Linked DNA regions of Homo sapiens: region 2 is linked to region 1. A link is an interaction called in ENCODE POLR2A ChIA-PET data of the cell type or tissue named here. Cell type or tissue: PC-3. All regions are shown on one strand. Links, peaks and the distances in the headings refer to the core of each region. The heading gives the core; the rest is flanking DNA.

Region 1 (5,387 bases), core at 116-5,115:
CCTGTCTCCCAGTCAACAAATTCCCTTCTGTGGAGGCAGCCAGTGTGATTGGTTTCTTATGTTTGCTTCCAGGCATATTTAATGTGCAGATAAACAAGTATACAAGTGTATGTAAATAAGCATTAATTCATAAGCAGAATTTAGTTAATTTGTTTTACACTTAGTTGTTTAGTACAAATAAGAATGCTATTGGCAATTAACAAAATTTTCAATGTAAAGGAATCCATGTGTAAGATGACCTCTGATGCTATTGAACTTTGGAATTTATGACTTGAATGGTATTTTACAAAGCAGTTTGACCTTTTCAGAATAAGAGAAATTCTTCCATCATGAATAAATGACAGGTTGAAGTACAATGATTGGTGTGCTTATTATTTCAGATTTGGATCAGTTTCACCATCATTTAGCAAAAGCAAGAACTGCTTATGAATAACAAATATTTTTGTCCTGCTTTTTGCCAAGGATAGTACTGGTACTGGACTGGGGTCAAAGCTAAGGAGCTGTCTATTTGTGCATTTATTAAAGTTTTTAAAATAAGAATGAATTTCTTTACTGTTACTAAGGCCAAAGCTTGTTTAAATAGATAATTGTGGAACTATGGAATAAGAATCTGTTAGTAGAATAACTCAACAAAAATGCATTGGATTAGGGAGCTTTCGAGTGTTTTTTTAATAAGCTGCATAAAACTTACATGTGATATAAGTATACTTTTTGGCCTACAAATTCTACTTCAAATAATTTATTTCGAGGAGAGATACTTGGAGGCAGGGGCATGGCTTAGCCTCAGTGATATGGTTCTTTGAATGAAATTGCCTTAACCTTCCTGTTTTTGGCTCCTTTCTCATTCCTGCTTTTGCTAAATCAGCTTTTCTCTCCAACCCTTACATATCCGTCAGCTTTCTTGGTTTCACTTGACAACATGCTTCTCACTTCCATCATCTGAAATGTGCTACCATTTTTTTTCTGCTAACAGCTCATTTCTTGTTTGAGTCTTTACCGACTATTTTGATGAAGTCTTGGGCTCTATCATGCCTGGAAGCAAGGGGAGGTATTATTGAGCTTCTCCTGGATTTAGGTCCTGGCTTTGCCATAGAGGACACAAAGACAGAGAGTATAGAGAACGTTTGTGCCATGCAGAACAGGGATGACCAAGTAAAGAATCTTGCCTTTAGAACAGGGCATGTGCTTTACATGAATTCCCCTCCTCACTTAGACTGAAACCTTACCATATCACTTTGTATTTGAATCTCTGGGTTGGAGATTCCTAGATGTTTTGGGGAGATTGCTGTTGTTGTTTTGCATTACTCTTTTATGGGAAAAAGCATTAAAATAATATGAATTAAAATTAATTTTGCTTCATCTAACTATAAAGATATAGCTTGAGAGATTTTTGGTGGGTGATGAAACTGTTCTGTACCTGATTGTGGTGGTGGTTATATGAAACTATACGTGCATTAAAATTCATAAAACAATACACCAGTCAATTTTATTATATGATATAAAAAACAATTTAATTTTGTTTTGAGAATTTTATGTATCTCTGCAAATAAAGATACATCTGTGGAAGTCATTAAGGAATCAGTATTATACTGGATGAACAGTTGTATAGCCTCCTTTATGAAAATTGGGATTTCCAATGACCTAGTCAGATTATTTCTTTCTATCTACTCCTCCCTGCATGTATACACCTACCTGTGTTTTCATATTTAGTATAAAATTAGTTCTAAACTGAGCAAGGATGGCAAGGCAGCGATGATGGCTTTTTCTCCCCTAATCTTTGGAAAGAATTTTAAGCCATTAAACGTGAGAAGTTTAAGCGAAGGCATAGCATTTGCAATTATCAGAGCATCAGTGACTATTGCCTCTTTATTTAGACAGTCTGAGTCCTCTGTCCTTTTGACTATGGGACCTTTATCCTTTTGCATTACTAAGAGCTTTAGGGGAATATTTGAGACTTTCATCCTAGCTGCTTGTGATTCAGCTCTTCTCCTTGTTGGCAAGGTACAGTTGATGTCATACATAGGGCTGGCAGATGAATCAGCAGGATGCTGCTTGGCAATGTGGACGGGGTGACTGAGTGAAGAGGGTTTAAGTTTGTTGGGTGAAGCATCACTGAGCTTGTGACAATGCTCTTGGCTCTTTCATGACTATGGGTTTTGTTTTTTTTTTTTTGAGACAGGGTCTTGTTCTGTCACCAGGTTGGAGTGCAGTGGCCGATGGCCCAATCTCGGCTCACTGCAACCTCCGCCTCCTGGGCTCAGGTGATCCTCCTGCCTCAGCCTCCTGAGTAGCTGGGACTACAGGTGCTCACTACCACGCCTGGCTAATTTTTGTATATTTTAGTAGAGATGGGGTTTCACCATGTTAGCTAGGCTGGTCTCGAACTCCTGACCTGAAGTGATCTGCCCACCTCAGCCTCCCAAAGTGCTGAGATTACAGGTGTGAGCCACTGCGCCCGGCCTCATGATTATGCTTTAATTACCATGTAAATGACAAATCGTCAGATCACACATTTTTATTTTAGAGACCTATATATTTATTTTTTATACCAATAAGAAACCTAAAATGCAGCATAGTAGCTTTTCATTTCATATTTTAAAATGTTGATGCAAGAAAAGACTCTTCCATAGACATTAGAAGATAGAGAACTTTATCTGAGTCATGAGAATCCCTTATTTTACCTTTATTCTCACAAAATAATTTGAAAAAGCTGGAATAATTTATAAGCCACTATTAAGATGACATAGATCTTGGTGAATTCTTTAGATAAAGATTAAGCCAGAACGTGTAATTTAAAGATTGTTAAAAACATTTCTCCAAAGTAAAATAATTTGCTTAAAAATGTAGGTTGGTTCTTGAAGATCTGTCATTTTGTTTTGTCTTCAAAATAGTTGAAATATTAGCTCTACAGCATGTAGACATACTTGAAAGTTAGAATACTTCTGCTAGTGACCACAGACTTATTTTTTGTCTTTTTGCCTAGAGTTTATTAGTCATATTACACAGGTTTTAGTTAAAAGAATACCCAAGTTTGGCCTTTTACATACATAACATGCCTTTTGATATCAACACTTTTTCTATGACCTAACATAGGATTAGGTTTTTGAATATTCTGTGTGTGCCCAAGGAGAAGGTATATCCTCTCTTATCAGTGTAATGTTTTATTTGTACACACACACATACACACACACACACACATTAGTCCCAGCTTATCTGCAAAGGATGGTTCCAAGACTCCCAGTGGATGCCTGAAGCAATAGATAGTATTGAACCCTGTATACACTGTTTTTTCTTATATATACATACCTATGATAAAGTTTAATTGATAAATTAGAGACAGTAAGATATTAACAACAATAGTAGAACAATCATTATAATATACTTTAATAAAAGTTATGTGAACATGGGGTCTCTCTCTCAAAATACTGCTTTAATAAAAGTTATGTGAATGTGGGGTCTCTTTCTTTCTCTGTCTCTCAAAATACTATGATATTTTTGGACTGCAGTTGACCACGGGTATCTGAAACTGTGGAAAGTGAAACTGCGGATAAGGAGACTACTACATACCTATTATATATCTGTGTATGCATATATAGAAAACCTTTATAGTTTATATATACCATATATAAAATATATATAATATATAGGCTATATGTTTTATATAAGAAATATATAACCTATATAACCTCTATCCTGTTAAACATAACGTGTAGATCTTTTAAATTACTGCTTACTTTTCGTTCACTTGTTTTGGTTTAAGAGTGTTGTTAAAGTCTATTCAATAGCGTATTCCTGTTAGAAAGCATCTGTTGTAGTTTGTGATTTATAAATGTAGTTACTGTGTTATTTGGTGCATAGGAATTTATAACTGCTACATTTTCATTTTTAATTGTGATCTTTGAGGTTATAAAAATATTTCTTTAATGCTTTTGGACCTTAATTCCACTTTGATAATAGGATTGCATCCCCTATCTTCTTAATTTCTATTTTTCCTTAGTATATCTTCAGTTTTCGCCTTTCTGAATCACTCTAAGTGTGTCTCTTGTATACAGCATAGAATTGGGTTTAGTTTTGCAAGAAAGTGTCAGGTATTTTTCTTTTGATTAGTGTCTTAAGCTCATTTGCATTAATTGAGATGCAGAATATGTTTGGTCTCAACTTTATCATATTATTTTATGTTATATATACTCTGGTATTATGTTATATTTACCATGTTTCTTTCCTTGGTAGGGAGCAAGTATTTAGGAAAGTTAGTTTTATACCTCTATAGTTTTATATTCTATAATATCCTAATTTCCTTTGTTTTTACTTAGATTTCTACTGTTTGGTTTGTCAGTTTAAAATAATATCCTTTATTATGTATTATCTACTTGACAATTTATGTATTCTGCTTTCTCCCTTTTCTCTTCTGCTCTCATTATTTCAGTTGTACTATTTCTACTTTGTCAGAATGTTTACCATTTACATATATGTTTTTTAGTTCTAGATAGGTTTAAATCTTTTTGTTGCTTGCCATCAGTCATCTTGCCAAAGTTTTCCTTTTCCCCTTTGTTCTATGAAACGTGTTCTTCAGTATAGCAGTTCTCAAACAATAATGAGCATACTCATCACCTGGACCTCTTGGGCAGGGCCTAGATTCCCACTCCTAAAAAAATCCCAAATGGTATAGATGCTGTGGGCCATGAACCCCACTTTGAGTGGCAAAAGATTTCTCAAGAAGAGTTCTCAAGTTCTTGAACATAAGTTCCATATTAGGTTCTATAACATGTATACTTGAAGGACAGCTTGGCTGGATTTTAAAATACTTTGGTTCAAAAGGTTCAAAGTTCTTGAAATTTCTTGAAAATGCCCCTCCACTGTTGTCTTGCATTGTTGCTGTCAAACTCTGATGTGAATCTGCTTTCCTTCCTTTAGCAAGTGACTTGGTCATTTTGTTTGGAGGACCAAGTGTTTAATATTAGTGTAATTATTTTATAGGCATATGTCTTAGAGTTGATTGGTTCAGATCACAGATACACATGGGCCCTTTCAAATGTGGTTTCAGGCTTTCTTTTGTTTCTGGAACATTTTCTTAAATTACAGGGTTTTTTTGTTTGTTTATGTGGGTTTTTTTTGAGACAGGATCTCACTCTGTTGCCCAGGCTGGAGTACAGTGATGCAGTCCAGCTCACTGCAACCTCCACCTTCAGGGCTGAAGCAGTCCTCCCATCTCAGCCTCCTGAGTAGCTGGGACTAACAGGCACACACCACCATGCTCAGCTGATTTTTGTATTTTTTGTAGAGATGGGGTTTTGCCATGTTGCCCAGGCTGGTAAGTTACAGTTTTTAATATTGTGTTCTGCTGTTTTTTTCTTCTGAGTCTCCAGCTATATGTTGGATCTTCTTTG
Region 2 (5,387 bases), core at 180-5,179, 340 kb after region 1:
TTTGGAGTAGGGCTGCTTACAGACCCTTCTTGCAGGCTCCTTTCGGTGGGTGGCGACAAGGAGAGAGTGAAATGAGAATGGTGAGGGGAGGATGCCTCTGGTCTTGCTTCCTGGGGATGCCCCATATGAAAAGCTGGACCTTGTGTTCCTTCTTTTATGGTCAGAGCTCTGTGTCACCTCATGCCCAAGCCCAGCCCTAGGAAGAGGAAAACCCTTACAGTGGAAAATCTTAGCTTATGTCTAGTGTTGGCAGATACCAGTCTAAGAGAACGAACAGGGAGCACACAAGGAAGCTGACCCATGCTGACCAAACTCACAGGAGACTGACAGATAAACCCCAATGCTACCTTAAACAAGTGTACTGAATTCTTCAAGTTCTTTGATGTCTGAAAATCTGCCCCGAGTGCAAAAAACATCAGAGGCTCTCTGTGACTAATCATGTGGCACTGTCTATAAAAGAAAAGAAAAAGGGTCCATTAAGTCTTTTCCCCAAGAAAGGCAGGAAATCAGGGAGGGAACAAGTTTGTTGTTCTTTGCCCTTAGTAACTCTGCTTTTAACTCAAGCAAAAACACTGGATTAGAGGAAAAGGATTTATATCCACAAAATATCCCCTGCTAGTGTCTCCACACCATTCTTCCAGCCTCTCTCCACCTTTGCCTCTCCCTGCTCCTTTCTCTTCTCGCCTTTCTTCTCTCTCTAGACTCTCTTAGAAGCTCGAAAATAGTACCCCACTCTTTATGGCAGAGTAGCTTCAACTTCAAGGCCCCATTTTCTTTCCCAAGCATTTATTAATACTAAGGTCTTTTTTTTTTCTTTTTTCCAAAAAAAGATAGTTCCCTTCCTAAGAGGAACTCCCATACCCCTAAGATAATAGAGTCATTGCATCATCTTTTCTAGACAAACCCTTACAGCAATTTTCCACCTCAGTTTCCCCTAAGCACCCCAAGGGTTTAGCTATTTGACCCACCCCAAATGCTACTCCTTTTAGGAAAGGTTGCTGACCCAACTCCTTGTTTCTTCCTGGCTGTCTTTGGAAACGTGTTTACCATGGAAGCAGGTGGTGTTGCAGTAGGAATGCAGACAGAAGAAAGTTGGCTATGAGATCCTGGACAAAGTATGTAACCCCTATAAGCCTCCTTGAGGAAGGGAATAAAAGGCAATGTACAAAGCTGTTGCAAGGACTGATGCATGTAAATATCCTCTGTCAGCTGCAAAGCTCCATGAAAGTGATGATTGTTTATGCAGGGGGCTGTGCTGGCCAGGATACCAAGCAAGGTGGCATCGATTGCCTGAGTCTTCACGTGTCTTCCTTTCTTGATGACAGCAGCCTTACTGATGCTCTGGTCCACACACTGGTGCTTCCTTCTCATGTGCAATCCAAGGCTATTCCAGTTGGTACATAAAGAACAACTCTGTGAATAGGGGACTAGTGCCCTGCCAGAGATAGAACATCTTAGGCTATGGAAATTTTCAGTTTTGGGAATTTAAAAGTGCCCCTATGCCTACACACAATCCTTGCCTCTGACAACCTTATAGTTTACAGCAGCAGTCCCCAACCTTTTGGCACCGGGGACCGGTCTCATGGAAGACAATTTTTCCATGGACTGGGGGTTTGGTGTGGTGGGGGATGGTTTTGGGATGAAACTGTTCCACCTCAGATCATCAGGCATTAGATTCTCATAAGGAGTGCATAACCTGGATCCCTCGCATGTGCAGTTCACCATAGGGTTCGTGCTCCTATGAGCATCTAATGCCACTGCCGATCTGACAGGAGGCGGAGCTCAGGCAGTAATGCTCACTGGCCCAACACTCACTTCCTGCTGTGTGGCCCGGTTCCTAGCAGGCCTTGGACTGCTCTCAGTCCGTGGCCCAGAGAATGGGGATCTCTGGTTTATAGCAGGCAGCAGTTTAAAAACCATTTCTCTACTTTGGCTTCATTACACACACAATATATTTATTGCATATTAATTAGAAACAATAGATGGATAGAAACAAAGGGAGAATCCATTGTAGCTCCTCACCCAGTGAAAACCACTGTGACATTTTAATGTTAATACAGCCATATTTTTTCTGTGTATTTGGTGTGAACTCCTTTATGACATTTTTGTGCATAGTAGTCATGCTTTTTTATTTTTCCACGTCAAATCAAAACTATCTCAGTCATCCGCTTTTTAGATTCATTCACTCACTCAACAGGTATTTATTGAGTGCTTATTTTGCGTCAGGCACTCTTCCAGCTGCAGAGAATACAGCAAGGAGAGTGAATAAAAAGTCCTTTCCTTGCCCAGCTGACATTTTATCTTAGTTGAGGGAGACAGACGATAAACAAACGAGTAAGAAATATAGCAAAACAGCTGGGGATAAGGGCAATAAAAATATCACAGCAGGGGAAGGGCTTTGGGAGTGTCAAGCAGGCTTCAGTTTAAGATGAGTGCTCAGCAAAAGCCTGAAAGCAATGGCCTGAAGGAGAGAAAGGATTGAACCATCTGGAGACGGAGGTAAGAGGGTTCCAGCAGAAGGGACAGCACATGCAAAAGCCCTGGCATGTCCTTGGAAGCACAGGGAGATCAGGGTGGCTGGAAGAGAGCGTGTCAGTGGTAGGAGGGAGTTGGAGATGAGATAGGAAGGTCACCAAGTCTGACTGTGTAGGGCCTTGAGGGGTGGTAGAAGGATTTGACTTTTCTCTGATCATGATAGGGAAGCATTGGAGGATTAGAGCAGAGCAGTAACATGACTTAACCCTAAGAATAAACTACAGGCAGGAAAAGGTAGGAACAGGGGGACCCGTTATGAGGCTATTGCAATAATCCAGGTGAGGGACAATGATTACTTGGACCAGGAGGACATTACAGGTGCGAGATGAGATGGAGTCTTGATATATTTGAAGGTAGAACTGACGGGATTTCCTAGTAGAAATATGAGACAGGGAAGAAAGGTCAGAGGTGACTCCAAGATTATCCTGAGGCAACCAGGGAATGGAGCTGCCATTTTCTGAGATGGGAAAGACTGTGGGAGTGTGGGGCTTGAGTAGACAGATTAGAAGTTGGTCTTAAAATTTTAAGTTTGAGATGATACATAGCCAAATTGGATGTCAAGAGGCAGTCTGGGGTTTGGGAAGAGGCTGAGGCTAGAGATACAAATCTGAGTTTTGAAACCAAAATATTGATATTTAAAGCCACAAGATTATTAAGGACGTGCATGTAGACAGAGAAAAGTTTCAAGGAGTGGGTCCTAGATTAAAAGGAAGAATGACCTCTTCTTCTTGGGGCAACCCCAGATCCCTGGGTGGCCCAGAAACTGACCCTGAGTTTGTACAAAAATGGTACAATTTCCATTCTTAAGTGGGAAGAGCTCTGACCCTTAATATTTGACTACAGCAAGCTTCTCTTGCCTTTAGTGACCACCTCACATCACAGATGAAAGATGAACATTTGTGGTCAGATAGATATGGCTGAGGAGTATTCCTTGATGACCTCACTCCTTGTACCTCCTGCTCAAGTTGCCCAAATTCCTCCAGTGCATGATGGTCAAGGGCACCCAAAGCTAGGATCTCAAGGTCACTATTCATAGTCCCATGCACGACCAACCCCACACAACTCCACCTGCTCTTGCAGTGCACAGTCAGAATCCTTTGGATGTCCAGTTCTCAGTTTCCTTCCCCTCACCATGGATAAGCCCCCAGGGATCAGTCAGCTTAGCTTTCAAACCTTGAAACAAAATGAGTTGATTCCACTCCCTTTCTTGCAGTATAGTGTTACCTCCAAGAGAAGACCCTGAATGTTAAGGTGTTTGAAGGGGGCCCAGTGAATGACATCCCCTTTCTCACTTTCTCACTTGAACCAATTAAGAAATAATTGAACCAATTCTGAACCCGTTAAGAAATAAAACAAAGGAGTAATAAGGCAGATGAAAGCCAGAATGCCACTTATACAGATAAAGCAGATGTTGGAGAAAGGCTCATCGTTGGCTTCATGTCTTTCCAAGTGCTGAACCCCTGAATTAGGCATCTCACCCACCCAAACATGGCAGAGTTGGACCAAGGATCCGGTCCCTATGAGATGTACAACATGGGTGAGTAGACCCAAGAAGTTCTGGGCTGTGCTGTCCAGCTTCTCCTCCCAAACTCACAATCAGAATAACCTCTCCCTCCAGGGCAGGGGGACTGAAGAGGGTGGAGAGAGTCCAGAAGTGCCATATCAGGGGTGCTGTCTCCACTTGGATGGAAACATCTTATGGGGATAAGCTATCCTCACTTTCAAACCTTCATCAACATAACTTCTAAAAGACAAAAGACTCCTTTAGCATCCTTGGAAGTGGTGATTCACTCTTCCAGTGGTGAACAAGGGGAACCTGGCACAGCTCTTACAAAGACAATGAAAAACAAACCACTATGTCATGTGTAGATATCAATATGCAAAGAGATGTGCACGCACATGTGGGCACACACAGACACACAGATGGATTATACAGTATGCTTATAGCATATTTTATAACTGCTCCTTTCACCTAAAACATCAAGACTCTCCTTCTAATACATATACTTTTAAAATTGCCTTAATGGACAAATGTCATTCCATTGTGTGGTATACCCATCTTTTAATAACCTGTCTCTTATTGTTGGTTATCTGGTTTGCTTCCAATCCTTTTCTACTATTAAAAAAAATACCTAAACCTTCTTTTAGATAAATTGGTTCATATTTTTTACAATTTCCTTAAGCTAAATTCCTGGAATTGGATTTGCTGGTTTAAAGGGCAGGCAGGTTTTCAACACTGGTTACATTTTGAAAATTATGTAACAGATGTCATTGACGTAGTCCAATGTGCAAAGGACAAAGAGAATAGACAAATAAGTTAGTTTACCTTGCAGGCTATGAGCTCCCATAGTGGACCTCTGTGTCTCCCACAAACCCTGGGACTATGCTGGGTACCTTAGAACTTCATCTCATTGTGTGTTAGCTGATGGACTGAAGAGAACTAATGGGAAGGGATGGTTATATATGGGCTTTCTGTATATGACAAAGGCAAGTGCATTTTCAAGAGTGAGTAGAGGCCTCTGCCAGCTGGGTAGAGGCAAGCATGGTGGTTCTTTTGCCAGAATTCCATGCTGTTTCTCTGTGCCTGAGTGATTTGGTTTGGTACTCTAATACCAAGCCAGACAAGGATACTACAGGAAAAGAAAATTACAGGCCAATATCTCTGCTGAACATAGAAACAAAAATCCTCAACAAAATACTAGCAAACCAAATTCAACAGCATGTTAAAGGATCATACACCACAATCAAGTGGTATTTATCTCTGGAATGTAAGGATGGGTCAACATACGCAAATTAATAAATGACATACCGCATTGACAGAATGAAGAATTAAAATAATGAGATTTTCTGCA

What was found. ChIA-PET counts read pairs that join two places held together with the same protein. Peaks named below come from ENCODE experiments on the same cell type or tissue, not always from the same donor. Only the 100,000 strongest peaks of a DNase experiment are listed, where the experiment ranks them.
Region 2: POLR2A ChIA-PET joins it to region 1 with 12 read pairs; 2 of 35 experiments call an interaction of 5 or more read pairs at or near these places.

Annotation. Positions count from the first base shown.
Region 1 is chr3:43,528,686-43,534,072 of GRCh38, reverse strand. All of the region lies in intron 11 of ANO10 (anoctamin 10), which reads left to right. Among named protein-coding and RNA genes, the nearest start is that of ANO10, 91 kb to the left of the region's middle. In PC-3, for the core only: no CTCF peak of the experiment used is centred there; a DNase peak (open chromatin) is centred at 2,012; H3K27ac peaks cover 428 bases.
Region 2 is chr3:43,187,738-43,193,124 of GRCh38, reverse strand. No RefSeq gene overlaps it. Among named protein-coding and RNA genes, the nearest start is that of POMGNT2, 84 kb to the right of the region's middle. In PC-3, for the core only: no CTCF peak of the experiment used is centred there; DNase peaks (open chromatin) are centred at 1,814 and 2,214; H3K4me3 peaks cover 1,308 bases; H3K27ac peaks cover 4,047 bases.